2 separate regions of the Homo sapiens genome follow, and region 2 is linked to region 1. A link is an interaction called in ENCODE POLR2A ChIA-PET data of the cell type or tissue named here. Cell type or tissue: OCI-LY7. All regions are shown on one strand. Each heading gives the region's core, and the rest is flanking DNA. Links, peaks and the distances in the headings are about the cores only.

Evidence for each region. ChIA-PET counts read pairs that join two places held together with the same protein. Peaks named below come from ENCODE experiments on the same cell type or tissue, not always from the same donor. Only the 100,000 strongest peaks of a DNase experiment are listed, where the experiment ranks them.
Region 2: POLR2A ChIA-PET joins it to region 1 with 5 read pairs; 2 of 35 experiments call an interaction of 5 or more read pairs at or near these places.

What each region holds. Positions count from the first base shown.
Region 1 is chr11:121,348,187-121,353,189 of GRCh38, forward strand. No RefSeq gene overlaps it. Among named protein-coding and RNA genes, the nearest start is that of SC5D, 58 kb to the left of the region's middle. In OCI-LY7, for the core only: no CTCF peak of the experiment used is centred there; no DNase peak of the experiment used is centred there.
Region 2 is chr11:121,574,793-121,579,795 of GRCh38, forward strand. It overlaps SORL1 (sortilin related receptor 1), which reads left to right. Exons shown (of 48, transcript NM_003105.6): 25 at 2,489-2,608. Among named protein-coding and RNA genes, the nearest start is that of SORL1-AS1, 120 kb to the left of the region's middle. RefSeq lists a silencer at 2,003-2,082. In OCI-LY7, for the core only: no CTCF peak of the experiment used is centred there; no DNase peak of the experiment used is centred there; H3K27ac peaks cover 1,496 bases.

The DNA.
Region 1 (5,003 bases), core at 564-4,563:
CTGCTTTTGTCTACAAGATTTGTTCACCTAGCATCCTCAGGGTGGTAGGCTGCACGAAGAGGGGGAAAAAACGGTTAGATAATGTGCCGTCAATCATATTCCAAGATAATAGATGCTCACTATCAAAAGTACATTTGCTTTTAGGCTGTTTATCTACCAGTGGTGCTGATCCATACCCTCTTCTCCACCTTGTGAAAACAGATAAGAAGATAAACTCTTGCTTCGGGACTGAGCAAAATTAATTTATCTAGAGGGGAAATGAACCTAACACCTGGTTCCAATGAACAGATTATATCGGGTACTAACTCATACAACTGAGAAAGGTTAGCATTCTCTGTGGCAAGTTTAGAAACTATCTCAAGCTGGCTTAAGAAAAAAAGGAATTATTAAAAAAAAATAGATTGTGTCCACAGCCAAAGGCCAGAAGAAGGGGACTGGAAACAGAAGCTGGAAAGCCGGTGTGTTTGTTCTCCACCTTTGGCTCTGCTCCTCTCTCTGTAAATGATTTATTTTTTTCTATCTGAAGACCAGCTTTCTTGGTGCATCAATTACTTGGTGGAAATGGTTTCCATGTTAACATGTTAAGGTCCAGCCATTAACCTTGTCTCAGTGCCAATTCCTAATTCCTAGGAAGGGACTGTGGTCCAGCTTCAGCCGAGAGCTCAGCTCTGCACCAGTAGGTGTAGTGAGGTGGGGTGAGGAAGGAGTGGGCACAGCACAAGGCTGGCACATAGCTGCCAAGAGTCGCCTCCATAATTGTAAATGGCAGTGTCAAGGAAAATGGGCTAGCTGGACAAATAAACCTAAAGGTATCTTTGACCATGATGCTCTAATAAGTTTCTCTATTAGAAATGAGCCACGCATGTGCAATAGTAATGTCAAGAGAAGAATGAAAATAGACCTATTAAATAATTGATCTTTTCTGGTTCTCTATAGGATTCATAGACGGACTTAGGGACAAATCCTAATGACTGGCCCCACCCTGGACTTGGGATTGCTCCTCTCCCGCTGCTCTCTCCCTCAGGATAAGTTCTCCGGCAGGACACCCCTCAGTCCTTTAAGCAAATAGGCTGCTATTAACACCAATAAGCCATAGTGCAAAGGGAGTGAAGATCGTGTAGACCAGGGGTCCCAACCCCCAGGCCATAGACAAATACGCATCTGTGGCCTGTTAGGAACGGGGCTGCACAGCAGGAAGTGAGCGGTGCATGAACGAGCATTTCCACCTGAGCCCCGCCTCTTGTCAGATCAGCAGCAGCATTAGATTCTCATAGGAGCGTGAACCCTATGGTGAACTGCACATGCGAGGAATCTAGGTTGCACGCTCCTTATGAGAATCTAACTATTGCCTGATGATCTGAGGTGGAGCAGTTTCATCCTGAAACCATCCCCCGTCGCATCCGTGGAAAAACTGTCTTCCATGAAACTGGCCTCTAGTGCTAAAAAGGTTGGGGACTACTGATGTAGACCACTGAGTGGGGCCCTATAATTGGAGTTGAAGAAGGAGGAGTTGGGTTAAAGGTAGGAAATGGATCTTGGAACTCAGAGGATAATTTCTAAAGAGGATGGGTTAATTGCCAGATGCATCCTCCCCACTTCATTCTAGAGAATACAGTGTTGGGTGTAAGAAACACAAGTTATTGTATAGAATGATGTGGGGTCAAATCCTGACCCCACATTAACATTAAGGCTTGGGCAAGTTACTTAACCTTTCTAAAGCACAGTTTACCCATCTGAGATGTGGTCACACTAGTTAGTACCTTCCTCATGGAGCTGTCAAGAATTGAATGAGATCATCCATGACAAGTGCCCAGCACAGTGTCTGGCTCAATATTCATCAGCAGCTGTGGGCGTTACAGCCAGGTTTGACATATCACCTCTTACTGGCTTCTCTGGAGCCCTACCACTATTTTTTTCTATGACTTTATTTTCTGTAGCACAGAAGATATTATTCCATAAAAGAAATCCTCAGATCTCAGGTACAGTTCTGTTTTAATAGAAGGTGCTCCCCCTGGCCCCTAACATTAGGGTTAGGAGGAAAACCACCAGCCCATAAGTTAGCTTTCCCATAAAGCTGTAAATACCATGGAGTCTTACAGTCTGTGACTTTGGCTTCTCTACAGCTGAGCTGGGTATACAGGATTAGGGAAGAAGTTTAGGATGCTTTGGAGAGAAAACAGAGGAAAGCAAAATATTATTAGCACTCTAGTAAATCAATCACAGATGGCCTTCAGAAATTAACCCAAAAGCAGAATGCTCATTTTCAGAGAGTGCCTGCCTTCTTGAAATAATCTGGAAAAGTCCCAAGAACATCTCTCATGTAAAAGTGATTCAATATTCACTGCTTCAGCTGGAAATGTACAAAACAAAAACAAAAAAAGTCTTTGTTCTTTCCATCTTTGCTGCTCCCATTTTCTCTGACAATTGTAGATAGGGAAATAGCACATAATGACTCCATTGGATGTGGACGAGGGGATCCATTTCCCATCCTGGGAAAGGGGCTGGTCCCCTAGGAGCTGAGCTTCTGTGCAGGAAGCTGCAGCAGGTAGGATTTGTCTCCCTGGGTCCAGGATGTGACTGTCACCCAGAGGGCACCTGAACTGCCCCAACTCTGCTTCCTCCTGTAGCCAGTGGTCTTTTTCCACTGAAGAGTTGTTTATTGCGTAATTAATGAAAGGTAATGGCCCTTGCAGATACTTTACCAGGGAGTTCAAAATTTAAACTCATGCTGCTGATTAAGATGGACTCTCCTCCTCCACTCTTAATTACCCAGCTCTGTAAAACACTTTTAACACTCACGGGGCCTCCAAGAGTATCCTGGGTTGTTAATCTTGGCATCAGCAGACTCTACTCTCAACCAACATCCCTACAAAAATGCCACAAAAGGGCCTACCCAGGGGGAAGGGAAGCAGGCATTAATTTTTCCCTTTCTCCCTGTTACCTACTTTCTCCTAGGAGGAGAAGCTCAGGCAACAATTCCTGGTTGGCTGGCCAGAGCCCCAAGCTTTGCTTCTGCTCTGAACTTCCAGCACATGGTTAAAAATCATAGCTAATGCTTCACGGAAATAAATATTTCAAAACCACGTGCTTTCTGGCCTGCCAGATGGCTGCCTTTCACACTTCCAACTGTGTCAGACTCCAAGAAACTCAGTGACTCAAATTTTGTGGTGGGTTTTATGATCCTAGAATAGGGGTTGGCGTGGTGGATAGGTAATAGAAGGAGGGTTTTTCTAAATTAAAAGAAAAATTAATGGAGTGAGTCCTACCTGCTTTGCTCGAGTAGCATAGCCTAGTCATATGAATACTGTTCACAGGTAATTTGGCAGCAAAAATCCCAGTTAGTCAACATAGTCAGCAAAGTTCTGCTCATCTTTTATTTACCTCGCCCCCACTGCCTCCGCCCCCACCTCCAATCCAGCTTAGTCACCCCGTCTTCTCTTGCTCCCTGCATGGACAGACTCGGACAACACATCCTCTGGATGGGTCAACACACTTAGAGAAGTGCGTGCATGTTAGATACAGACGCACAAAAACCCCAAGTAGGACTGAGAGGCAGAGTCCTCTGAATCCTTTTACATTTTCTGTCTTGATTTCTCACAGGTCCATCCCGACTGTTTTTCAGGTGTTGCAGACGCATCAGGATAGTAGGTCACTTAAGTCTCTTGTTGCCTGATGTGTATTATTATTATCATTAGTAGTAGTATTCTTATTATATAAGTTCTCTCTCTATATATATACTCATTAAAGAAAAATTAGAAGGTAACAATAAAGAAGCCAAAATTCAAAACATACATATTCACACAAACCACCCTGAATCATATAGCACAGAGAAAACCACTACTAACATTTTAGCATCATTCTCTCATGCTTGCTTTGTATATAACTACATAGACACATATATGTATTCATAATATATTTCATGACACCAGGTTCATGCTCTATGTACTGTTTTCAAACTTGCTTTTTTCATTTAACAATGTATTGTGGGCCTCTTTCCAAGAATGTACAAGCCCTTCTGCACTCGTGTGTGTGCACACACACAGCATCAGGATCACTTGCAAACAGAAGGAGTTTCTTCCCCCAAAGATGCCCGCATATGTCAAAAAGCTTGGTGTCATGGGTGAGCATAACTAACGAATAAGAGCACAAGGATGTCAGTGTGCCCTGACGCTGGCAGATGCTCCCAGTCTCAGCTCGGATCTGCTCTGGTTATAAGGGTGGGTTAGGAGGGGGAGGCTGGTGACCCCAGTACAGGCGGCATGAAAAGAGGCTGAGCTCAGGCACTCTGTGTGTGTATGAGGACAGGGGAGATTGACACAAAAGCTCTGGGAGTGATTCCAAAGCAGAGGTCCTCGTTCTCACCTATACTTAGACAAGGCCTAATGTCCAACATCAAAACATAAATCAACACAGCTGTGGATGCTGCCTCCCTTCCTAATTAGCATGAGAAATGTCATGTCCTTGGCAGCTCCCACTGCCTCTCTCTCAGTCCATAAAGCCAGTTGAGAGAGTTTTAGCAGCTGGGAGCCTCTTGTAGCCCTGCCAACCAGCCTTTCCCCAAACCCGAGGGAGCTGCCACCATCACTGCATTCTCTGCCAATAAGCCTGGCAAGAAAGCTGCTCTTCAGAAATTACTGCTTCTTAACAACCTTCTCCAGGACAACTCCTCACCTGACAGGCAACCCGAACCACAAAGGCCCTCTTGGTCTTCAGTACACCAAGTCCTCTAAAGCTCTAGCAACCAGCAGTAGCCTTTGCACAGAAACTGTAACATAAATGAGCTACACAAGTATCCTACACACAGAATATGAATTGCTCCACACAGAACATATGATACAAACATGAAGAAAGCGAATATCCTTCAATCTTGCATGTACTCATCAAGCATATTTATCAGTACCCTGGCACTGACAGCGAATGGGGCTCACTGCAATTAACTCGACCCTGGATTGGTGATTGAGACAGCTGTCAGTCCTGAGGAAGGGGCTGCTAGTTTCCCTCCA
Region 2 (5,003 bases), core at 473-4,472, 230 kb after region 1:
CTTGGAGAGATGCTATAAGGATGAAAGGTGATGGTAAGGAAGTAAATTTCTGAATGAATTCAGGGGGTTATTAACAGCTCTACAGGCTTGGCCCACATGTCTCAGTGGGTGTGAGATTAGCCTGCTGAAGACACAAATCTGCACCTCTGTGAACTGTTCTTTTTTTTTTAACCAATTTAATTCATTCAACTCTGTTATTATTAGAAGTTAGCAGATGGTATAGGCATTGAGTGAGCATCTGTTTTCTGAATGGACATTTTTATATTTAGAAAAACAGTGGGTTACAATTCCAAGGAATGATAGAGATTCTCTGGTCCAATCCTTTTAATTTCTACTTTCTAAAGTGACTGAGGTCTGTAGAGGTCAGGGGGCTTATTCAAGGTGACACAATTAGTTTGTGTCAGAATGGGGAACTGGAATCCATGTCTCCCATTTTCTAATCCTCCACTATTTCTGTTGCACAGTACCTCCTTGTCAGTTTCATGAGACCCATCTTAGTTAACAGTCCCTGGTCCCAGACTCATAGTTGCTGACCTCCGAAGGAGACATTATGCAATCAGCATGGTGTGCCAGATTGAGGCATGAGAGGGAAGTGAGAGTGGAGGTCAGACGCTGACCCAGACGTGGTGATGAGTTGGCGGGGCCCTACTGTGCCCTCTCTCCCTGTCCACGGGGGGCAGGTCCAGCCACGCTGTGCTTACGCACATGGACACAGCCTGCTTGATTATGAGCAGGTGGTTTGACTCACAGCAGCTGAAATAAGGGGAGCAAGGGCAGCTTGTAAATCATCTCAATGCAAGTTAACCAGCAGAGCAGAGCCTAGGCCATTTCCACACAGAAAATACCCCTAGCCTGGCTCTTGGAAGGTTTTTAAAAAATTCCCAGTTTTCCTTCTTCAAGTGCCTGAAAACATGTCCTTGGAATGTGCAACTATTTCCCCTTCATCCCTGCCATTTCCTTCCCAGCACTCTTAGAAGGTTGAAATGTGTAGCTAGTTTTGCCCTAGTAAGAAGGAAACTTCACGTGGTTCCCTCTTTCTGGTATCATTGAGCTCACGTACTGGGTACATGTTTGACTGTGAAGCAGTTTCAGCCCCCTGATCCTCTGTTCATGGCTCATTCTTACTAGTTTGTCCTGAATTCATCCCAGGGTCCCGGTTAGCCCCTTCCTCTGATGCAGGTCCTCTTCGTAAGTTTCCACACTCTTCCTCAAAAATATCTGATTTACTAGCTTTGCCATCAACAAGCCTCTTGGCGAGAATGACTGAGACGGCTGCCTTGGGCCCCACGCTTGGCTGCTCCTGTTTTCTGACGCTCTGTAAACTCCATGTGAAAGTTCTATGCCACAGTCTATTTGGGCTGTGATAACAAAATACTTAGTGTAGGTAATTTATAAACAATAGTATTTTGTTTCTCACAGTACTGGAGACTGGGAGGTCCAAGACTGAGGTGCCAGCAGACTTATTGTCTAGTGAGGGCCTGTTCCTCATAGATGGTACCTTCACTGCAGCGTCAGATGGCACCTCTGCTTCTGGAAGGACTGCAGGGAAATGCTTCTATCTGTACGCAAGCGTGGCAGAAGGAGTGAACAGCTCCCTCCCACCTCTTTCTTAAGGACACTAATCCTATTCATGAGGGCTCTGCCCCCATGACTTAATTACCTCACAGGGGTCCCATCTCTTAATAATATCACATTGGTGATTAAGTTTCAACATACAAATTTGAAGTTTCAACATATGAAGTATAAACATTTGAATTTTCCTAGCCTCCAGAACCGAGAGAAATAAATTGCTATTGTTTATAAGCTCAGCCTATAGCATTCTGTCTTCATGATCTCCCCAGGAGCTTTGAAGGCTATTGCCAGGGCAGCCTCCTTCCCCTTCTTGGTCAAGCTCTGCTGGTTGGTTCTTACCAGGCCCCCACCCTTCTAGAGACAGCGCATCCACCCGTGTCCCTGGAGCTCTGCCCACAGAAAGTCCCGAGTTATGTTTCCTCCGTTTTGGGAGCTCAGCACTGATTTTACTCTCTCTGACTGAGCATCTCACGGTGATCAGCTCATGCAGACCTCTCGGCACTCCTTTTCTCAAACCACAGGCTGTGTCTGTAGGAGTCCTCTGTTTCTTGAAAGTTCTACTTCCTGGCCTCCTCTATCACTGCTTCCTAACCTTCTTCCCATCATAGCAAGCATAGAAAATAATATATGTGGAGAGCACTGGGATGAATGGACAAGGATGCTGTTGTCAAGAGGCAAGCAGCTCTAAGGGTCTGAGGGTCTCAGAATCTCAGCCCACCTGTAACCCATTTGCAGCACACTGACTGGAAGCTGTTAAATGACCTTTTGTCCCTGGTAAAAGTCTCTTCGTTCATGGTCTCTGTGGATCATTGGTGATCACGGGTCCATCTCCATCCTTTATGAGAGCTTTGACACCAGAGACAAAATTCTGAACAAGCTTTTGTCCTCACCTCTCTGTTTATGGTCTCACCTGCAGAAATGCACCAGTGCCGGAGTGACGAGTACAACTGCAGTTCCGGCATGTGCATCCGCTCCTCCTGGGTATGTGACGGGGACAACGACTGCAGGGACTGGTCTGATGAAGCCAACTGTACCGGTCAGTACTTCCTGGACTCAGTTGACAGCACTCATCCGTTCATGCAGTGGTTAACATTATAGCTTTAAACGATCGGAAAATCTAGGCTCTGAGAATTAGCTTGGACCTTAGAAATCAGCGAGTTTCATGCTTCTCAAAGAGCTGGTCTTTGATGAGATAAGGAACCTGTGCCAGAATGTAAATCAACACCCTGCTTTCAACTGATTAAACAGTGTTCTGAGTGATATCGTTGATTTATGTTCTGGCTCAAGCTTCTTATTCATTCAGGACCAGTGTTAAACAGTTTTCAGACCAGCCCCTCGGCTGGGGTCCATACTTTGAGTAAGCACTGAACTAGCTCATGTTTTTTAAAATGGAGCATCAGGGGGTTCCCCAGACAAGGAAAATGTAAACTGTGTTTGTACCCGTTTTGGGTAAGATTTTATTAAAAGTAAAGATGGAAACAACATGAATGTGCTAGGTGCTATAAGGTAGGGGTAGTGTTCTCATTCTTTTGTTGGGTTCGCTTATGTTCATTACATTATTTTTATGAATGAGTGGATGAATGGTGGCCAGATATATTATGATGGGGCAGGGCAGACTGGGGGTGATAGGCAGTGGGTAGTGCAAGGAGTTGAGAAGCTTGTGGAGAAATGAAAACAAATTCCATTTTATAATCATCACTTTGTACCCCATTGTAATTTGTCCAAAAAACAAAAATTAAGGAATTTTTGTTCCAGATTTTATTACTCATTGAGTAAATTTGCTCTACAGCCTCCTTGAGAAGCTGTTATTCAGTTCTGTCTTGAACCCCTCTAGTGATTTTGGACTAGGGAGATAAAGATGTTTCCTTTAAACATTTCATGGTAAGGACAGATCTGTTTTTACACTCGGATAATTCAGACTTCATTGTGTAATTCATTGTTGAGTCATCTTCTCAATTATCTGAAGCCAGCTATTAATCTTGTGAATTATTGGACTTTTAAATCTCATGTCTTAACCTCCTCTGCCCCCAGAGTATCCCAGCACTTCCTACACTGCCCGGCATCTGGCGGCTCAAAGCACGCCTACTAATTGGTAAAAGGAAATACAAAGAAGGTACATCTGTTATATCTCAGACCTAAGGATAAATAACTGTGCATTATGCTCTGGCTTAGACTTGCTTCCCCACGGAGAGAGATGACCTCTTCTTTTACTCTTTTGTATTCTCTGCAGTGTCCAGCACATAATAGAGTATGTGCTCAGAGAACCTTTGTGGATTGAGTAATTTTATGCAACTGCTTCCCTCCATTCCTTTTAGTTTGGAGGTGACCTCATATGGCCTTAAGGGAGTGAATAGATCTCTTCAAATGCCATATACATCACATGGGATATTCTGTGGTGTTACCAAATCCTGTTCGCTTGTAAAGTCCACCCATGTTCTTTCTGGCGCAGCCTCTGTGTCTGCACCTCTGCTTCTGAAAAGACTGCAGGAAAATGCTTCTCTCTGTATATTAAAGCATGGTCTGCAGAAGGAGGAAGAACCGAGGCCCATAAAGGAGCTGCCGTTGGCACAGGAAACACGTGAATGCTGTTTGGAAGCTTTGGGTTTGGATGGATACTTAGTTAATAGATTAGAAGGGTGCACTTGGACATTGCAGTTTGTAAATTGCAGTATGATTGAACATCTTGTTAACACAACTGCCTTACTCAAATTTGCATTTCAGCAGCATGTGCCGGTCTTACAGAATGAATTGATTACTTCATTTCTATAGGCAAGCTTGTATAAACTCCTGGTTTTTTCTCTGATTTTCTTCCGGCAAGGCAAACTGGAGAAAACTTAAGAGTCCTTGCTGCTCAGCTGCAGCCTTGTTCCAAGGGCTGTTCTTCCAAACCTTTCAAGGATGATCCACCTTCTCTGTCATCTCAAAATAGTTGGAGGTCAGATGTGAGCTCATGGTGATGTGTGGCATGACACCTCATTTTCAGACCTACTAAATTAAGCTGCGTACAGTGCCAAAAGAAATAGGTCAAGGTAGCTGACCTCCTGTTGGCATCAGCTTGGATGCGCACTCTGCTGTGCGTCCTCTTTGCTTTTCTTTTCGCCACTTTTACTTTCCACGAGGCTGTTTCTTTATTCACCTCAACCCACCGCTATTGTTTTTAAACGTGTACATCTGATTTCTGTGTGTTTTTTTAGGACAATTACCTGTAGACATTTTATTTGTATTCTTAACATCTTTCCTCTCTCCTAGATATATGGGGACTTTAGAATTTGATCCAAATCTCTGCCTACAGTTCCAGTACTAAAATACCTAGTATTTTAAACACTAAATATTTAGTATTTTAGTTTTATATTAAAAAATCCTAAACTTCACTGTTACTCTTTTTAAATAACCACACTTCTGCATAGGCACACAGGTATTACCAACTACCT